Linked DNA regions of Homo sapiens: all the other regions are linked to region 4. The links are chromatin contacts, found by Hi-C or POLR2A ChIA-PET in ENCODE. All regions are on one chromosome and are shown on one strand. Each heading gives the region's core, a stretch centred on a gene start or an enhancer-like site at or near the end of the contact. The rest is flanking DNA. Distances are from core to core; before and after follow the strand shown. Region 1 overlaps SLC9A7 (solute carrier family 9 member A7). Region 2 overlaps SLC9A7 (solute carrier family 9 member A7). Region 3 holds the start of KDM6A (lysine demethylase 6A). Region 4 overlaps MIR222HG (miR222/221 cluster host gene). Region 5 holds the start of ZNF674-AS1 (ZNF674 antisense RNA 1). Region 6 holds the start of CHST7 (carbohydrate sulfotransferase 7). Region 7 overlaps KDM6A (lysine demethylase 6A).

What was found. A loop is a pair of places that touch in the nucleus more often than their neighbours do. ChIA-PET counts read pairs that join two places held with the same protein, here RNA polymerase II (POLR2A). Pooled maps may share reads with other maps.
Region 1: a loop to region 4 is called in a map with no recorded cell type, with 12 times the contacts of the local background. The contact joins two enhancer-like sites. A Hi-C loop is called at or near these places in 7 of 37 single-sample maps with no recorded cell type and 7 of 50 pooled maps. POLR2A ChIA-PET finds 5 or more read pairs at or near these places in 1 of 52 experiments (activated B cell).
Region 2: a loop to region 4 is called in a pooled map, with 13 times the contacts of the local background. The contact joins two enhancer-like sites. A Hi-C loop is called at or near these places in 17 of 37 single-sample maps with no recorded cell type and 8 of 50 pooled maps.
Region 3: a map of B cell shows a loop between it and region 4 (14-fold over the local background). The contact joins the promoter of KDM6A here to the enhancer-like site in region 4. A Hi-C loop is called at or near these places in 1 of 168 maps with a recorded cell type or tissue (B cell), 5 of 37 single-sample maps with no recorded cell type and 9 of 50 pooled maps. POLR2A ChIA-PET finds 5 or more read pairs at or near these places in 1 of 52 experiments (BJ).
Region 5: a loop to region 4 is called in a map of natural killer cell, with 5 times the contacts of the local background. The contact joins the promoter of ZNF674-AS1 here to the enhancer-like site in region 4. A Hi-C loop is called at or near these places in 2 of 168 maps with a recorded cell type or tissue (CD8-positive, alpha-beta T cell and natural killer cell), 1 of 37 single-sample maps with no recorded cell type and 7 of 50 pooled maps.
Region 6: a loop to region 4 is called in a map with no recorded cell type, with 6 times the contacts of the local background. The contact joins the promoter of CHST7 here to the enhancer-like site in region 4. A Hi-C loop is called at or near these places in 17 of 37 single-sample maps with no recorded cell type and 12 of 50 pooled maps.
Region 7: a pooled map shows a loop between it and region 4 (7-fold over the local background). The contact joins two enhancer-like sites. A Hi-C loop is called at or near these places in 4 of 37 single-sample maps with no recorded cell type and 5 of 50 pooled maps.

Annotation. Positions count from the first base shown.
Region 1 is chrX:46,627,838-46,630,593 of GRCh38, forward strand. All of the region lies in intron 14 of SLC9A7 (solute carrier family 9 member A7), which reads right to left. Among named protein-coding and RNA genes, the nearest start is that of CHST7, 55 kb to the left of the region's middle. Within about 2 kb of position 1,379, at least 17 of the 41 ENCODE cell types and tissues checked have a DNase peak (open chromatin) inside an H3K27ac peak, as active enhancers do.
Region 2 is chrX:46,712,346-46,715,200 of GRCh38, forward strand. The region is part of intron 1 of SLC9A7 (solute carrier family 9 member A7); the gene reads right to left. Among named protein-coding and RNA genes, the nearest start is that of SLC9A7, 45 kb to the right of the region's middle. RefSeq lists an enhancer at 1,800-1,899. Within about 2 kb of position 1,351, at least 3 of the 41 ENCODE cell types and tissues checked have a DNase peak (open chromatin) inside an H3K27ac peak, as active enhancers do.
Region 3 is chrX:44,871,782-44,874,481 of GRCh38, forward strand. It overlaps KDM6A (lysine demethylase 6A), which reads left to right and starts at 1,407. Exons shown (of 30, transcript NM_001291415.2): 1 at 1,407-1,931; 2 at 2,143-2,206. The coding sequence starts at 1,771. RefSeq lists silencers at 597-1,096, 1,347-1,576, 1,917-2,176, 2,217-2,296, 2,307-2,406.
Region 4 is chrX:45,756,981-45,759,680 of GRCh38, forward strand. It overlaps MIR222HG (miR222/221 cluster host gene), which reads right to left. Exons shown (of 2, transcript NR_170290.1): 2 at 1-2,700. Among named protein-coding and RNA genes, the nearest start is that of MIR222, 11 kb to the left of the region's middle. Within about 2 kb of position 1,436, at least 12 of the 41 ENCODE cell types and tissues checked have a DNase peak (open chromatin) inside an H3K27ac peak, as active enhancers do; they include B cell, CD8-positive, alpha-beta T cell and natural killer cell, where a contact is called at or near this core.
Region 5 is chrX:46,544,093-46,546,792 of GRCh38, forward strand. ZNF674-AS1 (ZNF674 antisense RNA 1) reads left to right here and starts at 1,398. Exons shown (of 2, transcript NR_015378.3): 1 at 1,398-1,535; 2 at 2,374-2,700. ZNF674 (zinc finger protein 674) reads right to left here and starts at 1,329. Exons shown (of 6, transcript NM_001190417.2): 1 at 1,279-1,329; 2 at 409-519. RefSeq lists enhancers at 703-1,902, 1,518-1,667.
Region 6 is chrX:46,572,321-46,575,020 of GRCh38, forward strand. CHST7 (carbohydrate sulfotransferase 7) reads left to right here and starts at 1,445. Exons shown (of 2, transcript NM_019886.4): 1 at 1,445-2,700. The coding sequence starts at 1,612. RefSeq lists silencers at 2,463-2,512, 2,633-2,692.
Region 7 is chrX:44,902,962-44,905,661 of GRCh38, forward strand. The region is part of intron 2 of KDM6A (lysine demethylase 6A); the gene reads left to right. Among named protein-coding and RNA genes, the nearest start is that of KDM6A, 31 kb to the left of the region's middle. Within about 2 kb of position 1,295, at least 4 of the 41 ENCODE cell types and tissues checked have a DNase peak (open chromatin) inside an H3K27ac peak, as active enhancers do.

The DNA.
Region 1 (2,756 bases), core at 129-2,628, 870 kb after region 4:
GAAGTTAAAGATTTAGGTGACAGATTTACGGGTATCAGATTTCAGCCTGGAGAAACAAAAACAAACAAAAAAAAACACGGAGGACCCAGAAACAAATGATTCTAACTTGCTCAGAAAGTCATATGTGAACGCAACAATAAACTGCTGATTTTCTACAGTTTTCACTACATACACACAGACAGACACGCACACACGTGTGCATATACACAGGCATTGGTGGTTTCCTTTCCTCCACACTCCATTAATATCCGGCTTGTGACCTTGTCCTGTTGATATGGTGAAACTGGGATAAATTCAGATTCACACTCTTAGCTGCTCCAAAGTGGCCTCATCAATGAGTGCTCTTCTGTAAACTCAGGGAAGGAAGTGAATGATGTGTCTGCATGTACGGCCAACAGAAATCTCAGCTGTCTGGTCTGGCATGAAAAGTCCCCTGCTTTATCGGGGTGGGAGGCCACCCCCAGGGCTGGGCAGCTTGCCTCCAGCTAGGGTTGTTTTTGTTTTGGTTGCAAAGTCACCAAGACCTCCAGAGAAACAAAGCACTGAGTTTTGTTTTTTGTTTTTTGTTTTTTTTGTCTTGTTTTGTTCTAATGAGTCAAACTTACCAGGGGACACAAAGCTGAAGTCTGCCCACAATATTTTTATGCTTTCCCCACATGAAGCAAAGTTCTAGCCAACAGCTCCCTTCCTTTTCCCACATGAGCTAATATTCTGTAGCTCCCTAGCCATGACTCTGTTTATAGCCTTGGGCTTCAAGACCAGTGAGGAGAATTGTGCTCATTATAAGACATGCCTTCCCATCAAATGTCACTTTTTTGTTTGTTGTTTTTAGGAAGATTATTTAGAAAATGAGGTAAAGAGAACCGCCCTTTTTTTTCTCTGGTGGAGAACAAACATCTGGACTTTCCCTACCTCTGATTTCAGTTTCATGACAACACTGAGCATGTGACCTGGATCTATTTCAGGGGAAACTGCAAGAACCCAGGGTTTCACCCAAAAATGAGAAGCCCATTTATTTCTGTTTTCCTGTTTCTCATGGCCACAGAGTGCACTGAGCCCTGCTGTTAGTGGCTCACTAGAATGAGGAGGTCAGACCAGGAGGAACTGGAGAAATAAGGTCCTCTCTGCACAAGGGCGTGAGTCATTTCTAAGAGGGTGTCCTGGAGAACCAAGCTTGAAGTTTGCATGTTTTTCCCCATATGACAGCAATCTTGAAAACCTTTCAAAAGGTCAGTGGAACTGACTTTGAGGGGCCCTCTGCATGACTGTGTATGAGGTCTGGAAGGAAGGAGGTCAGGGGGAAGCTGTGACACAGCTTCTGGCTAGGGCTGTGGCAAACAGGGTGCCATTAGGAGTGCAGCGCGAGTGGCTGCCAGCCCGTTCACAACACCACATGTGCGGTGCTCTCAGCCCAAGGGGCCCTCTGGGAGCTGACAGGAACACTGAGTTCATCCATCCAGGCCCATCCAGGGAGGTTCCTGAGACTCACTCCACCTGGGGGTGGGGGCTATTTTAGCTGTTACTGCATGGACTAAATACAAGAACCCTCAGCACTTTGGACCTGCTGCTTTCTCACTCAAACATTTCCACAGAAAAGTGACAGTAAGCTTGTTACTGAATCTAATTACAAGCCCAGTGTTCCCAGTGCGCAGGGCTCATGTGATACATAGTAAGTTCTACTACATGACCAGCCAAATCCTTTCACTTATTTCCTGTTACAGATGCTTGAATGCAGAGGTAGGAGCAATGGGAAACAGCAAAGGGGGTGGGGATGTTTTGAATGGTCCAGAGCAAGATGAAATCTCTCCAAATCTTATGATCCAGCTGCTATTGGCCTTTTTTTCTTACAAAATTAATCTAGACTGGCCACAGTTCTGTGGAGGATGCTTTAGAATAGGGCAGCCATGTCCTACCAGAGCCATTATCTTTCCTTTGGTGAAATAAGGACGGCCATCATGTTTTCCCCTGGGGTTTTCTCAGGCTGAGTTTCAAGATCTCCCAAACTGTTATACTCTAAATTAGCCTCGAGGTGCTCAGTTCCTGAACTCCTGTTTTCTAAAGTCCTTAATCAAAGCTAGAGTCAAATAGCAAATTTTCAAAGAGAACTCACTGAGACCACATGCTCCCAACTGACATAATGGCCAATTCTAAGATCATCTCAAAGGTCTTCTGGAGCTCATTAAAGTGGGTGCCAAATCTCCAATGAAGCTTATTGAAAACTCTTCCCAAAATGTCCAGAACTTTCCAGGTCATGGCTTTGTGTCCCTTGAGCAGGGACCTAGAATGGACATCAATGCTATAAATGCCTTATCAGGCTGTGGCCACCCTTAAAGAGAAAGAAACCACAAAAGGCCACAGTGGCACCCCATTGACCCCACACAGCACCACATTTTGCCAGCCTTATTAAATCTGATTTGGTAGATGGAATCATTTAGAAGATCCTATGGAATGTGAAGTCTGCTGCAGACTGCTGCAGGATTAAGTGCAATGATGAGTCAGATTCAAAGCTGACTGGAAAAAAAAGAATAGGGTTTCATGGACAACATACACAGGTGGTCAGTAAAGCTGCCTGTTGCATGCTGCATCTCTCTCATTCCCTCATCCACCCAACAAACACCTATCAGGTTCCTGCATGTGCCAGCCACTGTGCTCAGCACTGGGCATTCAATGCTGAACGACATAGTTATTGACTCCCAAGGTCAAATAATATATTGGTAACACATTTCTGCCCCTATCATAACTCTCCTTTCCCCACC
Region 2 (2,855 bases), core at 101-2,600, 960 kb after region 4:
AGCCAGCATGTCACATGAAGAGAGGGAGCAAGTGAGAGAGTGGGGAGATGCCAGGTTCTTTAAACAACCAGATCCCACCTGAACTAACAGATCAAGAACTCACTCATTAGTGGCAGGGATGGCACCAAGCCATTTATGAGGGATCCACCCCCATTAATCAAAACACCTCCAACCAGGCCCACCTCCAACATGAGAGGTCACATTTCAACATGAGATTTGGAGGGGACAAATAATATCCAAACCATATCAGTTACTCACGTTGAAACATAAATTCATTCATGTTCACTGCTGTTCAGTTATACATTGTGCACTGAGTCTTGTATAAGGGCTCAGTGACAGATTTGCTTTAGAATTTAAGATAAAAATTCTAAATGCAGTGTATTAATATGCCACAGTTTATTAAACCATGTCCCTACTGCTAGACACCTGGGTCTTTTAAATTCACTACATTTACAAAATGTTTGAGTCACATCTGGGGAAATGTTAAATTAGTCAAATGCCAAATTAGGTATACTCAGGCTATTTTGTAAAGCCTTTAAGATGCTCTACACAGCAAGCCACTTAAAATAGAAAACGACAGTACTGAACTATAGCATACAAGGAGGAAGTAAATTTATGGTCCTCCTAGACTTTTTGTTATTGTAATCAAGCATTACATGGTGCTCTGAGTTTCTTGATAACTGAAACAAAAAGGAAGCATTGTGTGCTATTTAATTCTCATAATCTGATAAGAGGGAATAACCAGTTAAGAGAAATAAATGTTTGCTTAATCCTAAATTCTCAAAGCTGTCAGATGGCCCCTTATCCATGGGTCAATTAGCAAAAAAGGATAACATCTTTAACAACCAGTTATATAGAAAATGCACAAGGCAGGCTGGGCATGGTGGCTCATGCCTGTAATCCCAGCACTTTGGGAGCCTGAGGCGGGTGGATCATCTGAGCTCAGGAGTTCAAGACCAGCCTGGCCAACATGGTGAAACCCTGTCTCTACTAAAAATACAAAAAACTAGCTGGGCATGGTGGCGGGCGCCTGTAATCCCAGCTACTTGGGAGGCTGAGCCAGAAGAATCGCTTGAACCCGGGAGGTGGAGGTTGCAGTGGGCTGAGATCACACCATTGCACTCCAGCCTGGGCAACAAGAGTACAACTCCATCTCAAAAAAAATTAAAAAAAAAAGACAAAAGAAAAGAAAAGAAAATGCACAAGGCTTCTCCAGGAGAAATATTCTTGGGTGACCTTTAGCAAGCAGAGGACTTAACATTGAAAGTTTTTTCTGCGGAGGGTCAAGTTAGTGCCCTAGGTTCATGTCAACATGCAGGTCCTACCCAGAAGAGAATATCCATGAGGACTGGACCACTCCAGGAAAGCTGATCTCCTCCAGAACCCGGTGACTTCCCTGTGGTTCGGTACTTTCAGAGACCACACTATTAGTGACTCTAGTATTATTAGGGGATTTTCCTCTCCCTTCTTAATTAACTCAAGGTTTCAAAACGTTTTGGAGAAGTGAAAAGATACTAGTTATTTCTGTGGGTTTTTTTTTTTCGTGACTGTAAAACACCCAAATATAGTATCTTCCTTTTCATTTTTACTCACAGTTGGTAGTTATTTTTCCTAAACCACAGTTACAATACTCTACCTCAATATACTATACTCAATGTTTTCTGCTTCTTCCTACTACTCTAAGTAATGTGCCCCAAACAGAAAAAGTACATTTTAGTATGCTAATAGTTTCAAATCAGTCAGTGTAGTCTAAGAACTACTTACTGGGCACCCACTTTGTATTAGGGGTTTTACTTACAATATTATCTCTTAATTTTCACCACAACTTTATGAGGTAGGGATTATTAACACCACTTTACAGTTAAAAAAAAAAACTGGATCTTCAAGAGTAAGTAACTGCCCTAAGACCACATAGCTGGTAAACTGTAGAAGTAGGATTCCAACTTGCATACTTCCAATTCCAAAGCCAGAGTTCTTTCTGCTATTTCCTGATGTCTCCCAGATGACAAGTAAATTATGGATATTTGGCTCAGCTTTGTAAATAATATACATGCCTACTACGTTGAAGCCCCAAACCTCCCCTCAACACAGGATGCTCTATATAATCTGGCCATAATGAAGCCCCTCCCCAAATTTTATTTCCTACTGGACTCTACAAGGACCTCATCTCCACCCCAATCTAATTTGGCAGGTTTCACTATTGCCTCCATACTTATGGACAACACATATATTTTTTGAGATCCCCGACAAATATTTTTTGAGATCCCCGACAAATATTTTTTGAGATCCTACTATGTCCCAGGCACTGTTCTAGTGTTTGGAGATATATGTCAGTGAACGAAACAAATACAAATTCCTGCTTTTCTGGACTTCGTTATATTTCTAATAAGGGAAGAAACATAAGAAACAAAATAAGTAGATTACATGGTATGTTAGAATACGGTAGGTGCTATGGCTAAAAATAAGGCAGGGAAAGGGTTAAGGAGTGTAGTGTGGAGTAGAGGATTGTGAGTTTAGAAAGAACCAATAGAAATCCTGGAAAAGAAAAACATGACCTTAGCATTTTTATTTCATTTTCAAGTTCAACAGCAGACTAGACACAGTAAAGAGAGAACTGGCAAACTAGAAGATAAATTTGTTGAAAGAGATTCATTCATCAAGCAAATTAATACTTATTGAGCATGTACTATATATCAGACATTGCGCTAGATTAAATTATTCCATCTTGACAAAATTCCTTTCCACTTGGATTATGTTCCCAGGTTTAATTTCAACTCTTTAAGACCCTACCCAAGCTCCTTACTCACATTGATATCTCATTTCTCTCAATAAGTATCCTAAAAATAATTTTTAAA
Region 3 (2,700 bases), core at 157-2,656, 890 kb before region 4:
GTCTTCGTCATATTTTGAAATCCAAGTTTAAATATATAATTTTTATTGGTTACAGGTGGAAAACCTATTGAAAATATAAAAAACTCCGTTTATAAACAGAATCTTGTCCTTATATGTCTATCAATTTTTTCCTATCCCTGTTATAAGACATACAGCTTAGTAAATAAATTTGCCTTTTGAGAAGAGTAGTCGAAAGGCCTATTTTTTTTTCACCTATAGTAAAGATTAAAAGTCAGACTAAAGCCTTTCCCCTGCACCTGAGAGACAGAACAACAAAATGTTACTGTTGTCTAGGGGTTACAAACCTGCAGGTTTTGGGGGATAGAAAGGATTTCTTGGGCCACCAGCTGTGATGATTTAATTATGTCTTCTCTCAGGTCTGTCCACAAGCAGCCCCTACTTTTGTAAGAAGGCTCCACTGAAATCATGGCAATAGAACCCAACATTCTGCAGATCCCGCTTCACAATTTCTCATTGCTTTTTCTTGTAAGACTGTAATGAACTACTGATAAGACACAGGGTAAACACAGCACGAAAATCTGGCCCCAAAGTGCCGCCAACAGACAGACCTTTGGCGGTGGGGAGCCATGGTCGGCAAGCCAGGCCCCGCGGGCGACTCTTCATTCCCTCCGGCCTGGGGCGTATGGGCGGGGGTCAGGGGAGCCCTTCCCCCTTCACTTTCGGCGCGGGTGAGGTGATCGGGGCTGCCAGCGCAGGTCTGGCCTAGGGCGGCACCCGGACCGCGGGGCACGGGACCGGCAGCCGCTCCCCGAGCGCCCTCCTCGCGGAGGCCATTATTTCCAGCAGTGCCAAAAGTCTGAGCCTTCTTCGGAGGGCAGAGGTCGAGGGCCGTGCGCCGCCTCCCGGCTACGCGACCTGTACCAGGCCCTGTGGGGTCCCGGGACCCCTGGAGCGCGCGCGGGACGGCCGGAGCCGCGGTCTGGGCACATCCCAGAGCTCGCGGGCAGGCAAATGCCGTCCTTGGCGTCTTCGCCCGCCGCTCGCGCCCGCCGCGGGCGGTGCCGGACCTCGCCCTTCCCCACCACTCCCCTCCCCCTCCAGAGCCCGCCGCGGTTCCCGAGGTGACACGGCCCGGACCCTCCATTCTCTGCCCCAGTGTATTTAACCAGCACAACCTAACAGGAAGCTCCCTCTCGGTGACAACCCTTCCCCCGACAGACGCGCCCAGCAGCCAACCACCGGCTAGAATTGGCCTGCGTCCCGCTCCCATCTCGGTGGCGGCCTCGGTGGGCGGGGCTCGGGCAGCTAGCAAGTTAAGTGGAGCCACGGCTGACGTGAGTCAACAAAGGTCACGTGAGGCGTGCGGGCCGCGCCGATTGGTGGCGCCAGCCGGGCGGGGAGGGGGGGTCACGGCGGCGGCGTGGGGTTCGCTGTGTGACACAATTACAACAACTTTGTGCTGGTGCCGGGGAAGTTTGTGTCTCCAACGAATCCCCTCAGTGCTCCCCAGCCCCGCGCGCTCCGGCCGTTCCCGCCGTCCCCGCCTGTGGCTGCCCCCTGCCCAACCCCGCGATGTGACCCTACAGCCGAAAGCCGCCGCTGCCGACCCGGGGGCTCCGCAGCCCCTGCCGCCGCCGCCGCCGCCTTCACCGCCGCCGCGTTGGGATTTTTCGTCGCCGCCGCCCGCGGCGGAGGAGGAGGCGGCGATAAAGTTGGTGTGCTGGTCCCGCGCGCAGATTGGGGGCGTCACTGCGGGCCCCGGTCCGAGGGGGGGTGTCGGCGTTGGAGTTGTGAATTCGCTGCGTTTCCATGAAATCCTGCGGAGTGTCGCTCGCTACCGCCGCCGCTGCCGCCGCCGCTTTCGGTGATGAGGAAAAGAAAATGGCGGCGGGAAAAGCGAGCGGCGAGAGCGAGGAGGCGTCCCCCAGCCTGACAGCCGAGGAGAGGGAGGCGCTCGGCGGACTGGACAGGTACGGGCCGCCGTCACTCGCCCGGTCGGCTCCGGACGGGCAGTAGCCGCTCTCCCGGGAGGACCGAGCGCGGCTTGTCTCTGGCGGCGGCGGGGCGGGCACCTCGGTTTGGCGCTCTTCGCGCCGCCTCCGCTGGGGCCTCGGGCTCGGGCAGGGACGGGTCGGTGGCGTTCCCTGAGCGTTAACGAGTAAACTGTGTCTGTCTCCACAGCCGCCTCTTTGGGTTCGTGAGATTTCATGAAGATGGCGCCAGGACGAAGGCCCTACTGGGCAAGGTAAGGCAGCTGCGAGTCGGAGCGCGGACACCGTCTCCCTGGCCGGCGCCGCGCTCGCCCCGGGCCCCGCGGCCGGGTCTGTGCTCATTGTGGCCACGGACGATGGTCGAGGGGCTTCCGGAAACTATTTCCTGCCTCTGCTCTCCCCCCACCCCCGGGTACCCTGCTTGCTCCCTTGCGAAATCGCTCTTTTCCTCTTGTAGCTGGAGGAACAGAGACGGGATCGCTTTGGGGCCGGGCTCAACTGGGTCGACACAACTGCCTGCTATTTTACAGCTTTTTGAGGGTAGGCCGATGATCTTCGAGGTGCCTGTTTAGGGTCAAGGGATCGTGAGTGTGTTCAGATTTTCCCAAATTTCGGACTTAACTTGCCTCTACGGGTTTAAAAAAATTCTTTTCCTTCAAGCAGGCTGTTCGTGATGCCTACTGCTAACCAAATGTTTTAGGCTTTCTTGTGTCCCCGCTCCCAGAAGGGGGAAGTTTCACGGAGTTTA
Region 4 (2,700 bases), core at 186-2,685:
CTATAACAATGATTTCTTATTTTAAGTTTTTTTTAAGAATTAAGGAATAACTGACATACGATAAACTGCACATATTCAAATTGTATAATTTGATAAGTTTTGACATATATACACCCATGAAACCATCAACACAAGACAGAAATTATCCACCAGCCCGGAAGTTTTCTCGGGCCTTTTTGTAACCCCTTTCTTGCCACCCCCATCTCCCCTACCCCAGGTAACCACTGATCTGCTTTCACATTTTCCAGAATTCTGTATACATGGAATCATATGATATGACTCTCATGGGTTAGGGTCATCCATGTTATTGAAGGTATCAATAGTTCATTCCTTCTTATTATTGAGTAGTATCCATCATACAGATACACCACAATTTGTTTATCCATTTACCTGTTGATAGACATTAGGATTGTTTCCAGCTTTTAGCTATTACTAATAAAACTACTATGCATATTCACGTACGAGTCTTCAGGTGAGCACATGCTTTCTTTTCTCTGGGAGTGAAACAGCTGAATCATATGATAGGTGTATGTTTGACATGTTTGTATCATTTTACATGAGAGTTCTAAATCCTACACATCCTTACCAACAGTTGGCATGGCTGGCTTCTTAAATTTTAGCCATTCAGATAGGTGTGTAGCAGTACCTCACTGTGGTTTTGACTTGTGTTTCACTAATGACATTGAAAAGATTTTTTCTTGTGCTTATCTGCCATTTGCGTATCTTCTGTGGTGAAGTGTCTGTTCAAATCGTTTACCCATTTTTAAATTTTGTTTTCTTATTATTGAAAATGCCATCAGTTTTAATGAGTGGAGCAAGACTGGTAACTGAGAACTGCAACAAAATTTTACAATTCATGATACCCAAGAGGATAAAAAAATTCACAAAGATTATTTTCCAAAACTTGTGTGGAGCGAAAATATTCTCCAAATGTTATGACAAATCTGAACTTCTTTTAAAGCTTGAAAAGGATTTAATGATATTTTATCAGTATTGCTGCTAAGTCTGCACAGGTTCAGACTATTAGTAAACCAAATAAGCATATTTCGATGTACTCTATCGGTACCCAAACCATCTTAACCTCTCCTTCGTGCATTAGTTCAATTACCCAAGCATCTATCCCTAAGCCACATTTCACACTTTGCACTAATTATACTCTAATCCCATAGATTCCATTTTACTAATTATTTCTTATGTCAAATTTGTGCCCACATTCAAAAGGTGATGAAGGCCAAAACCTCTATCGCATTTTTTTATGTCAACAGTAACAGATAAAATGTGATCTACAAGCATGAAGATGAATTCTCCTTTCCGATCCATAGAGAATGCTAGATTTGAGGGCACCTACAGGCTTTGAGGAAAAGCAGGCCCCATTCGGTTGTGTAGAGCCATCGGTTCGTAGCTCAATTGTTACAGTTGATGTGGGTTTCCTTTTAGATGTCTGGAAAATGACTCTGCTGACCACATCCACATTCTGAAATACTTTTTGAGAACTTGTAACCAAACTGCAGGAACTGACTCATTTTGCAGTGCCCAGCCACCACACAATTGTTCCAGAACAGACTCAAGTCAAAGGGAAAAATATGAAGGTCTTAGAACACAGACAGCAAGTTGTCTACTTATATGGGGGGACAACCGGGGGAAATCCCAGAGCACATGGGGCAAAACGGCTCAAGCCCCGGACCAATCTTAGAGGAAGGACCAAACAGAACTCACCACTTCGTGGACAACACATGTGTTTTCCTCAAAGCAAGGGGGTCAGAGGCTGGTAGAAAAAGAAACTTAATGTCTATCTCTTAGACACTAATCTACACTTAGAAAGTAGATTCAGTAGAGAAATGTCTGCAGAAGACTCGGGTTAGATGTTGTCTTGAAAGTCCATTCCTGAATTCCTTGTACTCCCAGCTCCTCTGAGATGGGATGCTCAGTAAGTCAGGAGTATGCCCCTTGTCTTACAGGAGATAAGCCAGCAGGGACAGCATGTCCAAGATGCTAGGCAGAACTGAGGCTGACACTTGAGCTTAGGACCAGAAATTCTCTGGCTCCCCTGGGGCTTCTGTACATCCTCTCCTGGTCCATTTTTACATCTTTCTCTTAATTCCCAATGTGTCTCACCCAAGGGGGTCAGTTTCCCCATGATGTCCCAAATCTTTCTCCCTCTCTCAATGCAGACTTCTTACCTAAGGGGAGGATGAAGAGGAGCAAACTAAGCTCTCCTCCACACAACACTCTATGTTCCCAAATTACTCATTTCTCTACCCCACAAGTGAAACTGATTTAGTCAGTCAGTTTCAGCCAAAGGCGGTGAGGAAATCCGGTCTTGTTGAACTAAACTATAAATGACAAAACCAATAATAACTCTTTTCTGCAGGTGGGTCCCTTGCTAAAAGAATATGAGGGTTAACCCAACCCAAATCTATCATTGACTAATAGAAAGGCTATGTGATAAGAATTAGGTATAGAGTCTCAGGCAGTATTTCAAGTAAGATAAACCTGGACGACACCTATAAAAGGCTATCAAGCCCCTTTCTAAGCCCTGTATGTTGTCGATATAATTACATATACATTTTATGTCTGTTCTCACCCGTGCAATGTCTCTTAACATGTAAACTCCCAGATGACAGAACTTGCCCATTTCCTTAGATTTAGTAAGGGGCATTTAGTATCCGAGTATAATAGTGAAGTAATGACAGGGGGCTG
Region 5 (2,700 bases), core at 148-2,647, 790 kb after region 4:
TCCCGCCTTTGCAGGTACTACAGCAGGGCACCTGCCCCCATGGGGGACATCCATGCCTCCATCCACCTGTGACTTTCACCTGTCCCTCCTCCAGCAGGAATCAAACTGCACTGTCACATGGTCCTCCATGGCACCTGGAAGTAGAGCCAGCTTTGCTCTGTCTCAGCTGAAGTGAGGGACAAAGGCCACTACGGGTCCAGCTCTTCTAGGACCTGCTGTCCCGTGAGCCTCCTTTGCTCTGAGGATCTGGGTCTGGGCTCTTGCTGAGGCTTCTCCTCCAACTCGCCTCAGCTCAGCGTACCTCTCTTGTGTCCAAGGCGGCAGGACCAAGGGATTCAGAGACAAACACACCCCAGTTGGGGCCATCACTATAGCACTAGATCTCTGCCTGTGACCCAGGGAACTCACCTCTTCCTGGGGCCTCAGCCTAAGTCTTCTGCGACTAAGTGGGGAAGCCGAGGCACAGATAAACTGGAGTCTGAAATCGGTGAGCAGTGGTCTCAGGTCTGCACTCTGACCCTGGAAACACAATGACCACAGGAGATTCAATTAGCAACACCTATGCTCCCTTCCATGCAGTGAAGTTGAGTGAAACCCAAAGGTTTTTACCCAACAGAAGAGGGACAACCCCTCATTCTAGTTTTAAGAGTTAACATTCATGCACAGCTCAATTATCCTCAGTGAGCGAAACCCTGCCTTCCTGAGTCCGGGCTTTGGAATCAACTGACTGGCTGCTGTGCCACTTTTATTCACTGAAGAAATGATTGCCTTCCATGAGCCGGTTCTCCGTGTTGCAAATCCATCAGTGAACAAAATCTCAAATTCCCAGCTCCAGATTTCTAGTCTGGAGGAAGAGACACACTGGAAACAATAAACATGATAAACAAAGTACAGGAAAAGAAAAAGAAAAAGGATTCCTCGGGTTTGCTACCTACGGGACTTTGGACAGGTTGCCAAGCCACACTGTACCGTTTTCTCTCTATAACATGAAAATAATCATCGTAACACCTCACAGGGCTCCTGCTAATGTGAAACATTTGCAAGAGTGTCTGGCAGTTACCACCGGGTGAGGATACAAGCGCTGAGTGACTCAATCAATTAGTCACTCGCTGGCCCCGAACCTCGCCCCCAACACTCACGCCCACCGCCTGTGTCACTCAATCCCCACAAGGACGCTCACCCGTGGCCCCATGACCCCACGGCCCCGTAAACTCCCGTCATTCCTCCCGTCCCCCCTTCCCCCGATCAAAACCATCACCACCTCACCCTCCCGCTTACTTCACTGCCGACAGCCTGAAACCTCAGGGGCGGATGACAACAGCCAGTGTGAACGAAGCGCCACCCTCCGGGTCAGCCGAGCATTTCCGCTTCCCACAGCCCCCTGGGAACGTGAAGTCAAAGCAATGCGCACGCGCAGTGGCTTTGAAGGCGGGGCAACAAAGCCTGTGGCCGATGTGGCGCTCCTCGGCCCGCGCTTCAGTGGTTATGACAGTGTTCGCTCTAAGGGGAGAAGGAATGTGTGACCATTTCCAACGGTAAGTCGTACAAAAGGTCCGGGGAGGCGTACCTGGGCGGCGAGAGGCGAGAGAACTCCGCGCGGGCTTTCCAGTGCCCAGGCCCCTGCCGGCTCCGAAGCCGAAATCCCTTCTTCCACTTCGTTCTCTTGCAGTGGACGTGGGGTGTTCCCACCCCTCTGTCCCCAAGGCCACTGTTTCTGTCTTCCGCTCCTAGGAATAGGAAAAAGAGTCGCGCCTCTGGCATCTGTGGCAGCTCCAGAGCGCGGCCCTCTAGGGTCCAGGCAGGCCACATGGAGCGGGGCCCTAGGCCTGGCTCAGAGCGTCCTAAGAGCAACAGGTCTGGCTCAGTCGGGGAAGTGGCCTGGAAGAGGGGCTTTGGAGCCGGGCTTCAGAGCCAGCAACCTCCCGAAGTGAGGGAAGAAAGCCTCATTCTGATTGTTCTCTACCCAGTGGTGGGGCTCCGGTTCCTAGGATCTTAGACACCCTGGGAGAATCTGGATTTTACTTTTTAGCGGAGAGGTGTTTTCTCTGAGAATGCCAGCCAGTGGCAACATGGCCCGCTAAAAAGGCCTGTAGTAAACTTGAGGAAAGTTTTCTGTTTCCTGTCTGGGTCTGGGAGAAAGAGAACAAGTGTTGTTCTCCATGCTTACTATGCCTGCCTGGTCACCAAGCGGGCCTCTTTGGGTCAAGTATGACAGAGTCTCCCTCAGGTACACAGCAAACCCTTCTGTGCTAGAGCCAGCTGGTGCCAGACACTGTTCATAGATGTGTCCAAGACATTTGTGTAATCTATCAGACACGTATTTAATTTCCATTTGAACATGAGTGTTTTTCCTCTTTCTCTTTCTCCTCTCAGGTTAACTTGCATTCCCCAGATAGTTTGGATGAGTTACAACCTAAATCTGCAAACTCAATACAGCCAGACCCTGGGAAGTGACTCTCTCCAAGCCTCCTGTACAAGTCCCAGGAAAAGAGCCTGTTTTCCCTTGGACATGTGAGCAGTGAATTACTGCTCATTCAGAATTTCATGTGTATGTGTTACTGATGGCCAGGTTTAGAGATACCAACCTATTTATTTCTAGAGGAGAGGTGATTTGATAACCTTTTCAGATATCACTATCAGTAGGCAGAAAAGGGTTAATAGTATGATAGGGTTAATATGTCCTGAGGAGAGTAAAGAAAT
Region 6 (2,700 bases), core at 195-2,694, 820 kb after region 4:
ATGATTATGAGGTTATCTTGATGCTGATCTGTTCTGTGGGCTCCCAAAGTGCTGAGATTACAGGCGTGAGCCACTGTGCCTGGCTCACACCTGTGGAGAAATGTTTCGCAGTGGTGTTTGCAGGCACAGAGAAAGCCAAAAGCAGGGTTTGGGGGATTTTGCTAGATGAGTAATGAAAAGGCAGAGGGCACGTGAGTTTAGCTTATTGGAGGGAGTGTTATTAAAATAATGGTATGGCATCTTTCAGCTGAATATGAAAAATTGAGAAGAAAGTGGGGGTGGTGGTCAAAAAGTGGAGGTTGGAGAATAGGGAAGATTTGAACAACTGGCTGGAAGAAGAGGGGAATTGTGGAAAGAAAACGAAATGCTTGAGTCAGTGGTTTCACAGGTGGAGTAGCTTCCGTGATGAAAAAGACCAGTGGAGAGCATTGCATATGTTCTCACTCTTCCAATTTGAACACCTTCCCCTGGTGGAGATAAGTAGATATGCTTTCTATGTTTTATTAACTTTACAACACCTTCCCCAAGCTGGTGAAAGGAAGCTCTCACTTCCTTATTCATTAGCCTGATGAAACAGAGCAAAATGTATCTTTTTTGGTTCTGTTTTGAATTTTAGTAACTCTAGTCTTCATCTGCCTGTTGGACTTCCTGTCTCTTTTTCATCTATCTTTGGGTACACATTTCTTCTTACGGGTCCTTTTAAACACCGAGCTCCTGAGAAAGGTCACCATTCTACCACTTTGATTCTGTAAATGTCTTTTGCTCATAGGTGTCAGAATAGGCTGGGTTATACTGTGGTAACAACCCCCAAATCTCGCAATCCCAGGAGGTACATGGGTACTAAGAATTATTCACATTTTACAAATGACCAAACTGGGCCCCAGAGTATTGGTAAAATGTGCAGAGCCCATCAGCTGGTGAAACCCTAAGGAACACAACACTTAGAATTTCACAAAGGCTAGACTTTATGAAATGTGCTGCGTGGATGCAGTAGTATCTCCAACCCCCCTGGACCGCTCTGCCACGTACAATCTTCTATCTTTCAGTCCGGAACTCAGTAACACCCACTCCAGGGCTGATGGGGGCGCTGGATGTATAGTGGCGAGTGTTTATCTGCCTAGGATAGCGATGGCTAGGCAGGGGACATAAAACAGAAGAGGCAGTGACCTTCTCCGGGTGGGGTCTATGGCCCTTTACTGGGTACATTCTGTACACACAGGCCCCTCCTTTGCCTGAAGTCATTGATGAAGACTTCATTACGGAGGGTTTGGGGAAAGGTGGGGGTCTGGCTGGGTAAGCCGGCGTCCCAGCCCCGCTACAGCCCCGCCCAGATCTGGCAGAGCCGTGGGCGAACCCAGGCGGGCAGAAAGGCGGGGCGGGCGGCTGCCAAGCCGGCCAATAGGCGGCTCTCCGGCTGCTAAGCCGAGAGGGCAGGGGCGCCGTCAGTAGCACCACCGCCTTCCAAGTTTCCCCTTGTGGATGCGCGGCCCCGCGGCTCTGCTCCTCCCGGCGCAGAGGGGCCGGGAGAGGCCACAGGAGCGGACCTGGCACGGGATTTCTGAGGAACGGGAGAAGACTGGCGCCCGACCCGCTCTGGAGGGTCGGTGAACGATGAAGGGCCGGCGGCGGCGACGCCGAGAGTACTGCAAGTTCGCGCTGCTGTTGGTGCTGTACACGCTGGTGCTGTTGCTCGTCCCCTCCGTATTGGACGGCGGCCGCGACGGGGACAAGGGCGCCGAGCACTGCCCCGGCCTGCAGCGCAGCCTGGGAGTGTGGAGCCTGGAGGCGGCGGCGGCCGGCGAACGCGAGCAGGGAGCGGAGGCGCGGGCCGCCGAGGAAGGGGGCGCGAACCAGTCTCCTCGGTTCCCAAGCAACCTCAGCGGCGCTGTCGGGGAGGCAGTGTCTCGCGAGAAGCAGCACATCTACGTGCATGCCACCTGGCGCACCGGCTCGTCCTTCCTGGGCGAACTCTTTAACCAGCACCCGGACGTTTTCTACTTGTATGAGCCCATGTGGCATCTATGGCAGGCGCTGTATCCGGGCGACGCCGAGAGCTTGCAGGGCGCGCTGCGCGACATGCTGCGTTCGCTCTTCCGCTGCGACTTCTCCGTGCTGCGGCTGTACGCGCCGCCGGGGGACCCCGCTGCGCGCGCCCCGGACACGGCCAATCTTACCACGGCCGCCCTCTTCCGCTGGCGGACTAACAAGGTCATCTGCTCGCCGCCACTGTGTCCTGGCGCACCCCGTGCCCGGGCCGAGGTGGGCCTCGTCGAGGACACCGCCTGCGAGCGCAGCTGCCCACCCGTGGCGATACGCGCCCTGGAGGCCGAGTGCCGAAAGTACCCGGTGGTGGTCATCAAGGACGTGCGCCTGCTCGATCTGGGCGTGCTGGTGCCCCTGTTGCGTGATCCAGGCCTCAACCTGAAGGTGGTGCAGCTTTTCCGCGACCCGAGGGCGGTGCACAACTCGCGCCTCAAGTCTAGGCAGGGACTGCTGCGCGAGAGCATCCAGGTGCTGCGCACCCGCCAGAGGGGCGACCGCTTCCACCGTGTGCTGCTGGCGCACGGCGTGGGTGCTCGCCCCGGGGGCCAGTCTCGCGCGCTGCCCGCCGCGCCGCGCGCCGATTTCTTCCTGACCGGTGCGCTCGAGGTGATCTGCGAAGCCTGGCTGCGCGATCTGCTTTTCGCGCGCGGCGCGCCC
Region 7 (2,700 bases), core at 45-2,544, 850 kb before region 4:
GCTTTGCTTTCATAAGTTAATCACCTCATAAAGGCCTTACCTCTTAATGCTATCACATTGGCGATTAAGTTTCAATATATTAATCTTGTAGGGACACATTAAGATCATTGCACCTGAGAATTACTTTTACTGGTACTCTTGTTTTTTCTTGTGAATTTTAGTTATTGTCTAGCACCCTTTCAACCTGGATGACTGCCTTTTGTATTTTCCTAGTGACAAATTCAGTTTTTGTTTATATAGTAATGTCTTAATTTCCCCTTTGTAATTAAGGATAGTTTTGCTGAATCTAGAATTCTTGGTTGACTGTTTTTTCCTTTCAACACTTTTACCACGTCATCCCATTGCCTTCTGGCCTCCACAGTGTTTGATGAGGATCGCTTGTATGTGATGAGTCACTTCTTTCGTGTTTTCAAGATTCTGTCATTGTCTTTTGACAGTTTGACTATAATGTGTCTCAGTGTAGAACTGTGAGTTTAATCTGTTTGGAATTCATTGAGCTTTTTGGACGTGAGATTAATTTTTTTTATTACATTTGGAAAACTTTCAGCCATTATTTCTTTAAATGTTTTTCCCCTCTCCTTCTTCTGTGACTTCAATTTTGCATGTTTTGGTAAACTTCATGGTGTTGCTCAGGTTTCTGAGACTCTGTTAATTTTTCTTTCTTATTTTCTTTCTGTTACTGGACTAGATAATCCCAGTTACCTCTCTTCAAGTTCCTGGATACTTCCTGCCTGTTCAAATATTCACTAGAATATTTGAGGCTGTCGAGCCTCTTTAGTGAATTCTTTATTTCAGTTATATTTTCTATTTTGTCCTATTAAAATATAATTTCTCTTTGTTGATATTCTTTATTCTTTGATATATTGACCTTATACTTTAGTTCTTGAGACATATTTTACTTTATGTAAAAGATGTTTTTCATATTTTTGTTTACTTGAGGTCATGTTTATAATAGCTGACTTTTAAAGTTTTGTCTAGTAAGCTCATCTGGGCTTTCCCTGGGATGGTTTCTGTTGATTGCTTTTTGTTCTATGGCTGGATCGTTTTATGTCTCACAATTTTTGGTTGAAAACTGGACGTTTTATTGTAATGTAGAAACTGAAAGCAGAAGGTTCCCCCTTTGCAGTATTGGCTTTTGTTTCTTGTAGTTGTTTCTTTGTTTAGTGACTTCTCTGAATTAATTTTTAAAAGTCTGTGTTCTTTGTTATGTATTACCACTGAATTCTCTCCTTGTTTATTTTAGTGAGTGACTTCCTCAACTGTCTGGGACCACTAAGTCTCCCAGTCTTTGCTGAAGGGTGTTCTGTGCAGTCAGTTGACAACATTGCCATAGCCATTATTTTGATTGTGCAGAGCCTCATGGTAAAGCGGAGGTGAGCACCTGGGGACTTCTCAGATTTTTCTGGGCGTGCACACAGCCCCTTATCTGTGCTTGGCTTTCTTGATTATTAGGTTTTTCATATTTTTGTTGGAGCTTTTAAAACTCTTACAGACATCTCAGTCTCCTGCTTTTCCTTCTGAAGTTTTTGGTTGGTCTTTTGTTTGTCTCTGTTGTTATCCACTGCTTTAGCCAGCCTCTAAGCTAAACAATTCCCTGGAATTCTTTTCAACAAATGGCCTTCAAGTAAAGGGATTTCACACTGGTGAACTCTATTTATGTGAAATACCTAGCTTTGCAAGAGGGATCTTCCAGGGAACATTTATACAGGTGAATTTTCTGGGAATGAGGCTTTGATGGAGCTTCAGCCTCATTGTACTCCCTCTGCTGGCTTTTCAGGCTGCTGGATTTTACCAGAAATCTATTATGCTGTTTGTTTTCAAGTCTACTGCAGAGCTGTATGGAGAAAATGGGACTAGGGCAAATTAAAAAGCCACAAAGCTTTCTGTTTTTACTAAGATTTGGCCATTTTTCTTCACTAAACGCTTCCAAGATTCCTGCAAGCCTTTGATTCGTTTCCAGAGTTATTATAAAGTTAATTCTGAAACTATTTGCTCGTTTTCTCATGGGAGAGGAATTGTTAGAGGTTCTTAAGCCACCATTTTTGCTGATGTCACGCTTCATTTCTTTCTGAAGGTTTTAAAATTATGATTTCACACAGATCTTTCAGTTCAAATTCAGGACTACAATGTTTTGTTATCAATTTTAAATATGTCTTTTCTTCTATGTTGAAAATTTTGGTTCTCAAAGACAACATAATGACTCAGTTTCTTTATCACATACTACATACATTAACAGTGTTGGAATAACAGTACCAGCACTACCATGAGCTACAGTCATCTGCCATGTAACAATATTTTGGTCAATGATGGTAAGGTTGGTTCCGTAAGATTATAATACCATATTTTTACTGTACCTTTTCTATGTTTAGATATGTTTAGACACAAATATTTACCACTGTGTTACATTGGTCTGTTGTATTCAGTACAGTAACATGCTGTGCCAGATTTGTAGCCTAGGTGTGTAGTAGGATATACCATCTAGGTTTGTGTAAGTATACTCTATTGTGTTTGCAGAGGGATGAAATTGCCTAATGTTGCATTTATCAGGATATATCCTGGTCTTAAGGGATGCATGACTGTACGTGGTTTCGAATTGTAGCTTGAGGATTTTTTTGTAGTTCTTTTATTTTTGTCCCTAAGGTATTTTCCACTGGGAGTATTTGGTTAAATTGCTGTTTTAAAGTTCTTTGAAATAATTGT